Regions from separate parts of the Homo sapiens genome. Here region 2 is linked to region 1. The links are chromatin contacts, found by Hi-C or POLR2A ChIA-PET in ENCODE. All regions are on one chromosome and are shown on one strand. Each heading gives the region's core, a stretch centred on a gene start or an enhancer-like site at or near the end of the contact. The rest is flanking DNA. Distances are from core to core; before and after follow the strand shown.

Region 1 (6,451 bases), core at 1,915-4,414:
TGGATTATTCTAGCCTCCTCCCATTGCTTATCTGTAAATTGCCACTCCAAAAATGAGGAACCTGGCTCCTATCATCCACTTCCATTTAAATAACTGTTTAATTCTGGTATACATGTATAGTCATATCAGAATTGGTAATGTAAATCAACAACTTTATTAACTAGAGCACAGTGCCTATGTGCAGTTTCTTCTATTGTTAGATTTTTAACCTTGCAATTCCAGTTATTTAGGTCAGCACCTTTTCCGCAGTCTTTCCCGTGAGATTGTTTCATATAAGTGTAATACAGTTAGATTATCTTGTCACAACCTTCATTCCTTCCTGGAAACCACCAACCTGCTAAATAATGTATTTTTTCCATTCCTCACAGCACATTTATTTCAGTAATTTTGTTATGTCGGTTCTTAGCATGAGTACAGTGTTACATGATTTTCATGCATATAATCACATCCAAAACAAGTTCTAAACTTTACACTGTAAACATTCTCATCATATGTAGAAATATTTTAATTGGTGTATTAAGTTTTGCTAACTGATCAAATTTGGAAGATATAAAATAATGTCTATTCTAAATTGTGTAGTGAGAATTGTTTGTTAATTACATTTCTACAATGTTAAATAAAGTAATAGGCAAATCTGTCCTGAAAGCATGTCAAACTTTAGGTAAAACATTAAAAAAGAAACAAATCTGTTAACAAATGAATGTCTGCAATAAAGAACATTAGATTTTTAAAATCTATTATCATACAAAAATATAAAGGGTAAATAGAATCTTTGTTGATAAAATATGAGGTAGCATGGATTCACCCCTTTATTGTCTGAGAAATGCAACAGGAGTAAAGAATATTTCCTTACCACAAATAATTTTCAGGATGATGTACATATTTCTTTTTGAAATACTTGTTTAAACAAATGTCCCTCCACTTTTTAGTACTGAAAAAGCCATTCCATGTGATTTAAAAAAAAAAAAAAACACTTTTACACATCTAGATAAAATGTGTAAAATGTTTGTATGTATTTAGAACATACAAACAAAATTTAATATCTTATTTTTCTATGCAAGTCTTGTGGAGAATAAACAGAGTCTTGATTCTGATAACACTGCAGAAAACATAATTTTCCAATGTGAATAATATTTTTTAATATGGTATACTTTGTTTCCCTCTTCCTGTTGTAAAGTTCTGTAGGTTTTGACAAATGCATAGTGTCACGTGTCTAACATTACAGTATCATACAAAATAGTTTCACTGTCCTAAAAACCCTCTGTGCTACACACTATTCAAACCTCCACCCTATCTTCTTAACCTTTGGCAACCACTGATCTTTTAACTGACTCTATAATTTTGCCTTTTATAGAATGCCATATAATAAAAATCATGCAGTATGTAGCCTTTTCAGACTACCTTCCTTCACTTATCAGTATGTATTTAAGATTCATCTACGTCTTTTTATGGCTTGGTAGCTTGCTCCTTTTCACTGATGAATAATATCCCATTGTATGAATATTTCACCGCTTATTTAAGAACATCTTGGTTTCTGGAGAATATGAATAAAGATGCTATAAACATTCATATGGTGGTTTATTGCAGACATATTTTAAAATCAGTTGGGTAAATACATAGGAACATGGTTGCTGGATTGCATGGTTAAATGATATTTAGCTTTGTAAGAATCTGCCAAACTGTCTTCCAAAGTGACTGAATCATTTTTTTATTCACCAACAATGAATGAGAGTTCCTGTTGCCACACATCCTTGCCAGCATTTCGTATTATCAATTTTTTGGACTTCAGCGGTTCTAATGGGAGTGTAGTGGTATCTCACTGTTGTTTTAATTTGTATTTCCTTAATGATAAATGATATTGAATATTTTTCCATTTTTTTTGACCTCTGTATGCCTTTTTTGGTGGGTGTTTTCAGATCTTTTGCTCACTTTTAACTGAGTTGCTTTTCTTTTTTCTTTAATTGTTGAGTTTCAAGAGTTCTTCGTATATTTTGGGTGTAAGTCTTGTAAAAATGTTTTGCGAATATTTTCTCCCAGTATGTGATTTGTTTCTTTATTAACAGTGTCTTTTGCATGGCAGAAGTTTAAATTGTTTTTTTCTTTTATGAATTGTGATTTAAGTGTTTTATCTAAAGTCTCATTGCCAAACCCAAGGTCACCTAGATTTTTTCCTGTATTTTCTTCTAGGCTGCTTATTTGTGTCAAATGGATTTAGATCAGCCAGGAAAGAGTAGGGTATCCCATTCTTATTGATATGATTTTAAAGAGCATATTTTCTGACAGTCTATGATTTTAAAAAACAAGTTTTCTCAGTAAAAGTGCAGCTATGAAAGACGTTGTTCTGACTCAACAGCAGCAGCCTGACCTTGGGAGAAAAGTTGTTTCCTGTTAACTTCCCAGCTGGTTTTATCTGTGACTGTTTTTTGTGTGTCTGTCTTAATTTGCAAAATGAATGGACAGTCTAATGTTTTACTTTTTCAGAGGGAGCAGATATTTTGCTTCCTCACCACACAAGCTCACCACACAATGCAGGGTTCTTAGCCTGCATCGACTTGATCATAACTCAGGAAAAGACAGATATTGGTCAATATTTCCTTCCAAAAGTGGAGATGATAAAGTAGAAGTATAGAAATCCTAAAGTCCAGACCTTCCTTGTTCAGCCAGGTTTTGCTCCTTCTCCACACACCTTTGTTCTTTTCTCCAACTTCCAAGGAATCTCACAAAGGAAGTGGGAAACAATGAACCTATTACTTCTTTCCTGCTTTAAATCCAATTCCACGTAGTCACGGAGACTGTTGGGCAGGATCTCTGGCTTGGTGGAAAGTGGGGCGTGCTGCCTAAAGTGATAGTTTGGAGGCCTTCTCTGTGCCGTCGCTATGGGAATGCCAGCTATATGTTGGCTGGGTGCGGGGCCCAGTCGCCAGGCCACACTGCACGCTTCCACATCCTCAGAGGGCCCGGGACTTGGGTCCTGGCCCCGCCCCCTGCGGACCCGGCACTCTGTCAGTTCCGTCCCCGGTCCTGGGAACCGCTCTTTACCCCACTCTGCGTGTCTGCCGGAACCTGGCTGGGAAGCGCTACTTGCTGCCCTGCCAGCCCGGGTGAGGGCGGAGCCAGGCCTCCAGCCGCGAGGACTGGAGTCGCGGGAGGTGGAGCCCCAGTCCGGAAGCCGGGGATCCGCGGCCATGACGGTGCCGGTCCGCGGCTTCTCGCTGCTCCGCGGCCGCCTTGGCCGAGCGCCGGCGTTGGGCAGAAGCACAGCACCCTCCGTAAGGGCACCGGGAGAGCCCGGGAGTGCGTTCCGGGGCTTTCGGAGCAGCGGTGTGAGGTACGAGGGCTGCGGGCGCCGGGTGCGGAGCCGCTGGCGGTGGGAGGTCGGCGGGGGCGCGGGCGGCGCTCGCGCGCGTGGGGCCCAAGGCTCGTGGGCGGCCGCGCGGCGGCGGGCTGGGTCGAGGACAGCCTTGTCTGTGAGGTGGCCTTGCCGGTCGCGCGGGCGAGTCGCAGTTGCCTCAGCTTGGGGAACGAAAACGTGCTCTGCTCTGGGCTCTCGCACCAGAATGTTCCATCTTTGCAGCAGGTGCACTTGATTTAGGAAGACATTTGAGGCACTAAGAAAAGGTAGTATAAAAACACGTGGTCGGCTTGGTCAAACATTTGTTTTTACTTTGGTTATTTTAGTGTTTCGTAAATAAAGGAGTAGGCGTTGTGCAGATGACTTACTAATGTTTGCGTTTCTGAATTCCTTTGTTAATAGTGTTGTCTAAGTCTTTTCCAACTCTAAAATTATTTATGGTTTCACAAAACCAAATATCAATCCAGATTTCTCAGTCTTTTCATGTATGGCTCTCCCTCCCTAAACCTCTGTCAGGTGATGAGACTTAGATTCATTACATGTCTTGGTTGCTGGCAAGAACCATGCAAATACAACAGGGTACGCACTCTTCTATCTTATGCTTTACCAGTCTTAGTTGCAAAATCCGTCTTAACAAGATGAAAATATATCTTCTTGACCCAGAGCTTGTGAGTCCAGAAGAGCCTCTGTTTTCAGACTTTCAGGGCTTCCAGAAATGCGCTTTCATTGCCATTTTACGTCCAAAATTGTGTCTCACTCGAGTTTTTGTATCCGCCAGTGCCCAGCACAATCCCTAGAAAAGCAATGACTGGTAACGTGGAAACTTAGATACTGTTTATTTAATTTAAATCAGTTAACTCCCTATTGTGTACATTTAGATCTTAGTCTCGAGTGTCTGAATTTAAAAATTACTTCCTATAGGATTTGCTTTGGACATAATTTCTTGTGACTAGGTCTTCCACAAGGATATGTGAGAAAATAACAGTGAATCAGAGTTGTGTAAGCTGTAGTAGGTTGGGTAAGAATGTTCCACTTAGTTTGGAACTACCAGCTAGATCTACTACCTAGGAAAAGCAGATTCTGTAGAATTCTATTTGTTTTAAAGAATTGAGGAAATTATTTGCCGTCACTCTAAATTACTTGTTTGTATCATTATTTTTTGAATTTCAGTTGTTTTAGGGGTGCTTTTCAGGGTGAGGATAACTTGTTTCAAATAGTACAACTTGATTAATTTCCCTGTCAGCTTGCTGTAAACAACTCCATCTCCCCATCTTCTCCATGACCTGCATACATTGAATGGAAGTCATTACAAACAACAGTTACAACCCCAAAATTTGGTTGTAGCCCCTTGCTTTGTACACACACACCAACTCATGTAGAATTCAAAACTTTTAAGTTACACATAATGACCTCTTTATAATTTAAAATAGTTGAGTGCAAAGGTTTTGGAAAGCTATTATCCCTATGCACTGTAAGAGTTACTAATTTCAGCCCGGCTGCTTTCAGTTCCACTTGATGCAGATTATAGTTATAAAAAAAGTAATATATTTTGATAGTTTTTATTTTTTAAAGAGGGCACTAGGCAAGTTAAGATAAGGCGGGGGTTTTGACGCCCTCTTTGTACTGAATACCATCTCTGAAGGTGAGGTTGGCCCCAAGGTTGAGAAACACCTGTGGACTGGTGGGTCTCGGGTGGGGAGGAATTCGGACAGTGTGTTGATGCTTATTGGTGTCTCTTTTCTCTTCTAGGACCAGCAGAGAGAAGAGATTCCATCTTCCAGAGGTTGCCACTGTCTGCCTCCCCACTTGTCCCCATCCACAGTCATCTTTTTTATATATATAATGACACATTAGTTGTCTAGTTCTTCATAGTTAATGTGGTTTAAGTCTGACATCTTTTCTTTTGCCATGAAATTTACACCTTAGTGTTATTCTCACTGAAAATTGCCTTTGAGTTTGATAAACTCTTATCCCAGTGATATTGACTGTTTTAAATTAACAGATTTATCACCATTTCTGAGCTGTGTAGGGCCTTAATTGAAAAAGTATCTTTGATTATTTTTTCACATTTTGGCCACATGCCTATAATAATGGAATATTTACAGTACTTTTTAGTGGAGAACTTTTTTAAGTAGAATTTCAATAATTAATGTTTGATGGAGTTTGGAAGTTACCGTATTTTGAAGTATCGTTTAACATTCTTCTCTCAATGAGTTTTCCTTTAAAATTTGCAGTGAATTTGTTTTCCTGTTTATGCATGAGAATTTAGGTCTTATTAATTGGGGGAAATTAATGTTAAAGTAATAAATAAGCCCTTGTTGCAGCTTATTGTTTCTTGAAATGAATTAACTATCCAGGCAAAAGGTTAAAAATGAAAAAAAAAGTCTTTGTAACTAAATTTTTCCCATTTTGTTGTGGTATTTGAGGAGTTTACAAATCAAAATGTCCTGGGTTAAAAGGCATCACATGAGTTTGTGCCCATTGCTTTTCAGTGTGAGGAGTCTGATAGCAGCCCATCCCATTTGGGTGGGAAGGTTATAGACCTTGCACATTAATGCCATGCTCAAAGCAGATTTGCAGGTATCCTGCAACACAGGGACTTTCACAAAACCCGCTTTGGCTTATTCTACCTGAACTACTTATTTTAATTAACTAAATGGATATCCCAAGCATTCCATGTTTATCCTGTTGCTCAGTGAATCCTCAAATCGTTAATTTGGTAGATTCTCTTTTTTGTCTTCATACTATTATTTCTTTTAGCTTTTAAAAAAATTGTGTACTGCCTACAGGTCTTTATGGAAGTTTCACCTTTCTTTGTGTCGCACTGGCATCGGCTGTATAATTTTTGCAGCTAGACCACATTTTAAAAAAATCTACATTTTTGGAACTAGTAAAAGATACTTATTTGTGTTATTTAAGTATTCACGTCTTTTACCGTGGGTAGTTAAGTTTAATAATTTAAAAAGACACATTTTATCAGTAACAATGTTCATTTTATTTTTCAGACTCTTCCCTCTACTACTTACTCTGTATTTCTGTCTCTTCTAATGACTAGGAAAGGCAGTTTCTCAAAATCATCTTCTATTTAGTTGGCAAATG
Region 2 (6,451 bases), core at 2,657-5,156, 59 kb before region 1:
CCAAAGTGCTGAGATTACAGGTGTGAGCCACCACACCCGGCTGCATTTATTTACTTATGTATAGTTTACAAATATTCTTCTTTCTCATCTCATTTATAATTAACTAATAACCTTGGAATTATTAAGAGATTGTTGTTTTTAACCTATTTAGCTGTGAGAAAGGCTCACAGAGGTTGTTTCTTGCTACTTAAAGGTTGTTCCCTTATTTACCCAGCTACTTGGGACAATCCAGAACTTGATCTCAAGTACTGGGGCTGCCAGCCTCACCTTCTTGCCTGTGCTAGAGGCAGTTACCCAAGGTTCAGAATTCCTGAATGAGTCCTGAATCAGAGACAAGTAGATACCTCATGCATGCACCATTGTCCTTCCTTTTCAGGTTTGGAGTGTGGTTTCTTTTAGATTATTGAGGTCTTTCTTCCTTTGACATGACAATTGTGTTTCTGTCCTGAAAACCTGGTGTGCTGCTGTCATCCTGGGGCAGCACTGAATACAAAGTTCCCCAGAGGGCAAACGCTATATGAGGTCCCATCAAAATTCCACTAGGAAGGATGCAAACTAATGCAGTCAAATCTTAGAAGCATTGTGTTTGGTATATTGCTATAAAGGATTGAAACAACATTAAACTTAGTGCTAGTTACTTATATTTGAAGGTTAGAACATTGGGTCCAAATTTCAATCAGAAGTTTCCACAAGTGAAGTATTCAGCCACTCACTTTTTATGGTTCTGTTATGACACAAACTACTTGAGTTTTGAAAAACAAAATATTTTAGCCACCATTTTATTGACAGCTTCATTAAATTGTCAACAATTATATGAAAAATTATTTAGCAAAAGCAAACAAATGCGATCCCTTGTTAAGATAACTACAAGAATTTAATTTTTTTTAAATGAAAACAAGTTTATTAAGAAAGTAAAGCAATAAAGAGTGGCTATTCCATAGGCAAAGCAGCAGCCTGAGCTGCTGGTTGGCCATTTTTATGGTTATTTCTTGATTATATGCTAAACAAGGGGTGGACTATTCATGAGTTTTCTAGGAAAGGGGTGGGCAATTTCCTAGAACTGAGGGTTCCTCTCTTTTTTAGACCATACAGGGTAACTTCCTGATGTTGCCATGACACTTGTAAACTGTCATGGGGCTGGTAAGAGTGTCTTTTAGCATGCTAATATATTATAATTAGTGTATAATGACGAGTGAGAACGACAGAGGTCACTCTCGTCTCCATCTTGGCTTTGGTGGGTTTTAGCTGGCTTCTTTACTGTAACCTGTTTTATCAGCAAGGTCTTTATGACCTGTATCTTGTGCCAATCTCCTATCTCATCCTGTGACTTCGAATGCCTAACCTACTGGGAATGCAGCCCAGCCCAGTAAACCTCAGCCCCATTTTGCCTAGCCCCTATTCAAGATGGAGTTGCTCTGGTTAAAACGTCTCTGCCATATTTCCCCCCTCCATATTTTTAAGGAGGTAAATTTGAGTAGCAAGGTAGTAAGGAACTTCTTGTAAAAATGGCAATATGTATCAGTGATTCTCCCATCAGGGGCAAGACCATAGTTTGGTAAGGCACATTCTTTACTAGGTGAGAGCCAAGGGGAGTGACAGCAATCACCACATGAAATTAGGCATAATTCATAGTTTATCTGTATAGCAGATTGAAAACCCAGAAAAAAATTGAGAAATAAATATTGATGTAAATCATCAGATTTTTCAGCAAATATAGTCCTTGTTTCCCCCAAAATAAAACAAACATTTTATATTTTTAAATATTTTATTTTCCTGTTCTTTGTGAAAACATCAATAAATATCGAAACCTCTCTGCTCTAACACAGAGGGAAACACTGCATAATTAACATTAAACAAGGCAGTATGCCTTACAAGAAAGACATAAAATGTCCAAGGGATATTTAGAACATTTTAGTTCTTAAAGCTTCAACATGAGAAATGTTGACCACACACTGTGAAATCATTTCAATAAATAACAACTGACATTCATCTTTACAGTTACAAAATAGACACACATACATTTCCCTGCCGTCACATTGATCTCACTGGCCATTTTCTTGGATTCCTCAGCCTCTATCACAGTGGCTGACATGTGATATGTCATCACGAAGAAATATTAACAAATGACTAGAGAATATCTGCAAACCTTCTATCTTCAAATTAAATATGAATCAGGATTGAACTAACTTGGGTTTGACCTAAAATAAACAATAAATATAATGGGAGAGTGTGCAAGTAGATTCAATCATAACCTTATTTTACACATAAAATATTAACATAGAATCTTCTAAAACAAACAAATAAATAAATAAATAAATAAATAGAAGACTTCTCCTAAGTGATGCTCAAACACATTAGGCGCAATCCAGGTGGCCTCTGCAGCTGTGTCTCTCTTTCCTCTTCTGTTCCTGTAAGGGCAGGGCCTCCTTCAGGAACAGCCACCAATAAGCTTCCTCCTTCCTTCTGGTCAGTTGGATTTGCCACTGTAATGAGAAAATGGGTGCCCTGAGTAGGTGCTCAGGAAAGCTGACTGCACAACAGTCTTCTCCTGTCCTGTTTCCCCAGGCTCTAGAGTTTTCTGAATGCAGTTTCCCCAGCCTGGCACCCAAGTGGGTACTGCCTGTGACAGCTGTGCTGTGTGGCAAGGACCTCTAGGCTTGGGATGCTCTTTTAGGAATGGGGGTGACGTGGGGTGGAGGAGTGGCAGTCTACACTGTTTTACTGGCTAAAACAGCCAGAGCCTATTGCTCTTTGTCATACTGGGCCTCACTTGAGCCTCAAAGCAACCTCATGATGTAGCTACCATTATTTTCCCTGTTTTGCTGAGTCTCAGATAAACTAAATAATATTGTCTCTGAGTGACATGGCTAATAGGTGGTGGCAACCAGTTATATACCCAGTGCAATATTATTGTGAAATCTCTGCACTTCAACCCTAAACTTTTACAAAAAACCAGGGGGTCTGCTTTTCAGGTCTGAAAGTCAGTAGGAACTAGGGGAAATGAAGCTTGTGTTTTTTAACAGGTGGAAAACACTTCAGCACAACTGGCAAACTCCAATGAGACCTTACATGAAAGCAGTTTTACCTACATTCACTGGCAGGAGGGAAGAACCTGGGTGGTGACCCTGGGCACTGGGAATATCCTCTGGCACCAGAACAGATTAATAACCTTAATGGCAACTTTGTGAAAATAATAATTTTTTCAGTCCTGCAGCTAACCCTGGGTTTTCCTGATTTACTTTTTAGGGGGCAGACGCCAGTATTTCTGACCAACAGCTCCAGTCGCCTGTGTACATGGAAATTATAACTTACTTTTTCAGCATCTTTTCGATGATTTTCTTAACCATGGGCGATGCGGGGTTGAGACAAGCTTTCTGCCCATTCTTGAGTGTGGCTCTGCAGAGAGAAGGGAATCTCGTGAGACAGGAGGTCGGGCTGAGGACAGGGTTTGGGGCAGCGGGAGAGTCGGGGACCCCAGCAGTGGCAGCGGCAGCGATGGGCGAGACTTACATGACTTCGGTTTGGGCGCAGTGGGGTCCGGGGGACTTCACCTTCACACTTTGGATGTTCTTGAGGTGAATTCCCTGCAGGGTCTGCAAGCACTGGCAGCGCAGTTCAGTGGCCAGGGGCGCTCCTAGGGAAGAAGAGACTCGCTGATTGAGCGGGGCTGTCGGCGCGGGGCGCCCACCCCAGCCGCGTCCGGCCCGGGGACCCCAGGGCGCCGGGACCCACCTGCTGCGCGCCGGCTGGCGGCCACCAGGAGCAGGAGCAGCAGCGCCACCCGCAGGAGCCGGGGATTGCTGGGGGCGGCGGAGAGCGTGGCGCGGGCCATGGGGCTCAGCAGGCGGTTCGAGCGGCTGTGCGAGGAGGAGAGCTGGCAAGGAGCTGCCTGTGGCCCGGGCTCTGTGGCTCTCCGAGAACGGCGAACCCCTTTTATGCATGGTTGGGGCTGGAAAGCCCGGAGTCCCGGGCCAGGGAAATTCCCGGAGCTCCAGATCGATCCCGAGTTCGGAAGGAAGGCGATGGCCCCGCCTCTGGGGTGGAGGGGGGTCGGGGCACTCACGAGTGACGTCCGGGTCTGACTGTCTTGCGTAACTCCCGCCAACTGTGGGATGTTCTCTTTCTGCCCCGAATCCCTGGAGCGGGAGCGAGAGCCCGCCGCTCTCAGAGATACCGAGATAACCGCCTGCGAGGAGGCGCTTCGTGAACCCAGTGCAGTGCGTCGTGGGTCAGATCCCTTAGACCCACGTAGGGACCGCGCTACATCCTTACCGGGGGGAGTTACTTCTCTGGAAGACATTTCAGTTGTTGGGATTGAAAGTTAGGGCAAGAACTGCAGCATGTCTTATCTATCCTCTCTCTTTAGTTTGGGTTCTGCAAATTTCATTAATGTTTGAAATAAACGCACGCTTTAACAGTACATGTGTCATCTCAGATGACGCATAAGAGCTTTTGTCTCCTTCCTGGTGTTTTATGATCTTAAAAGCAAATATCACGTGTGTGTGTGTGTGTGTGTGTGTGTGTGTGTGTGTGTGTGTGTGTTTCAACGTAGTGGAGCCAGGTGTTGGGTGCGGGAACAGACCATTGCCAAGGGTCAATTCAGTGTTTATTTTAGTTAACAGTGTTGCAATCCCCCATCCTTTCTCTCTTTGAAATCTTGGAACATCTCGAACTCTAGTAATTCCAGTAGCATCAATTTTTTGTTGTATGGAAGTCTGTGTTTTGATCCATGGAAGTCACTGGGAGCTGCGAGGGGCCTGTTGGGCTCAGGAGGTCTGCCTTTTCTAGTGCTGTCCCTGGGCAGAAAAGGCCATAGACACCACCAGAAAAGGAGCAGGGAATGAGACTCCGCTTGTTTACTACTCTAAGCACAAGCAGACATGTCTGATATATACATACTAGATTGCTAACATAATTGCATTTCCATGCCATATGTATTTACCAGCATCCTGGGATTGGTTCCCTCTAGAGAAACAGCTATCGAGGAAATTTTAGTTCTAGAGGAATGTCAATAAAGCATTTCCAAGCCTGTTTAGCTGATGCCTTCTCACTGGATTACTGACTTTTCATCATCAATTTCAATGACCCCCTCTCTTTAAAAATTAAGCTGTAGGCCTACAATACTCTGTCTTAATTCTTCCTGGTGGATGCAGACTTCAGGGATATGGAGATATTCTGCCACTGCTATGAGAAGGGCTGGGAGTGGCACGAGGATGAAGAAGTGGGACTACCTTAGGAATAGAGTGTTCCCTGGATGCTGCAGCTGTAGAGATCACTTGATAAGGATGTCAGGGCTGAAGTTTCAGCCATACCACTAACTTGCTTCATGACCCTTGGTAATTTATGCTTTATTTGCTCATGTTTCTCCCCTGTAGAAGAGCTTATAATAGTGCCTGCCTCACGGGGTTGTTAGAAGTATTGATTGTTAATATGTGTAAACCATCAGTGCATGTAAAGTGTTATGTAAATATTTGTTAAATAACAAAATAGAAGTGGTGTTTCACAACCTTACTGATATAGGCTGGATGTTTGTGTCTCTTTCAAATTCAGATGATGAAGCCCTGACTCCCTTATGTGCTAATATTAGAAGACAGGACCATGGGAAGTAATTAGGTTTAGGTGAGGTTATGAAGGTATGGCCCCCATGATGGGATAAGTGCCATTACAGCAAGAGATCAGTGAGCTTTCGATCTCTGGCTCTCTCTCCCTTTCTGCATTGTGAGGACACAGCAAGAAGGCCACCATCTGCAAACTGAGAAGAGGGCCCTCACCAAGCATGAAATCTGCCAGGATCTTAATCTTGGACTCCCCAGCCTCCAGAACTGTGAAATAATTGTTGTTTAAGCCCCCTAGCCTATGGCATTCTGTTATAGCAGCTCAAACTGACTAAGACACTTAACTAAACAGAAGCACTCTGATAAAGCCTTATGAACACACACACGCACAAAGAAAGAAATATTTTCAAAGAAACATCTTCTAATTTACCTTTAAAATTTTTCAGCATCAGAAATTTTAAAGGAGGGTGCATTTCTATCCTTATGGGATCTTACAATAATTTTTTGATCCATTGTTTGTTTGAAATTTTAGTTTCAATCACTTTCCACATAAAATGAGAATAAGAGTAAAATTCTACCCTATCCATTTATTAGAAAAGATTTATGAAATGACTCTGCCTTGGGCATTAACAGCTAGCTGCCCAAACTTCTTTATTTTGTGCTAAAGAACTAAAGAACAATAGAAAACATCAGCTTATAATGATTGCCAGACTCATCCCAAAGTATTGATGTGAGTAAATAGAAAGAGTAAAATTTCTATTATCTACAGTAACAGTCCCTCAAAAAGATGAGAAATTTCAAGAATCAGCCCATCATTTGTAAAATTATGTACGTTATTCCTAGAATTTGTTTACTAAAAATTATTTGCTTTAGGAAGGGAAGTAGAATTCCTTTTT

The links. A loop is a pair of places that touch in the nucleus more often than their neighbours do. ChIA-PET counts read pairs that join two places held with the same protein, here RNA polymerase II (POLR2A). Pooled maps may share reads with other maps.
Region 2: a loop to region 1 is called in a map of MCF 10A, with 12 times the contacts of the local background. The contact joins the promoter of CXCL2 here to the promoter of MTHFD2L in region 1. A Hi-C loop is called at or near these places in 4 of 168 maps with a recorded cell type or tissue (MCF 10A, ascending aorta, chondrocyte and 1 more) and 14 of 50 pooled maps. POLR2A ChIA-PET finds 5 or more read pairs at or near these places in 7 of 52 experiments (A549, A673, HepG2 and 4 more).

What each region holds. Positions count from the first base shown.
Region 1 is chr4:74,154,954-74,161,404 of GRCh38, forward strand. MTHFD2L (methylenetetrahydrofolate dehydrogenase (NADP+ dependent) 2 like) reads left to right here and starts at 3,165. Exons shown (of 8, transcript NM_001144978.3): 1 at 3,165-3,328. The coding sequence starts at 3,186. RefSeq lists enhancers at 2,304-3,062, 3,063-3,819.
Region 2 is chr4:74,095,289-74,101,739 of GRCh38, forward strand. It overlaps CXCL2 (C-X-C motif chemokine ligand 2), which reads right to left and starts at 3,907. Exons shown (of 4, transcript NM_002089.4): 1 at 3,733-3,907; 2 at 3,511-3,634; 3 at 3,313-3,396; 4 at 1,752-2,483. The coding sequence starts at 3,832. The coding sequence ends at 2,468. RefSeq lists a silencer at 304-598.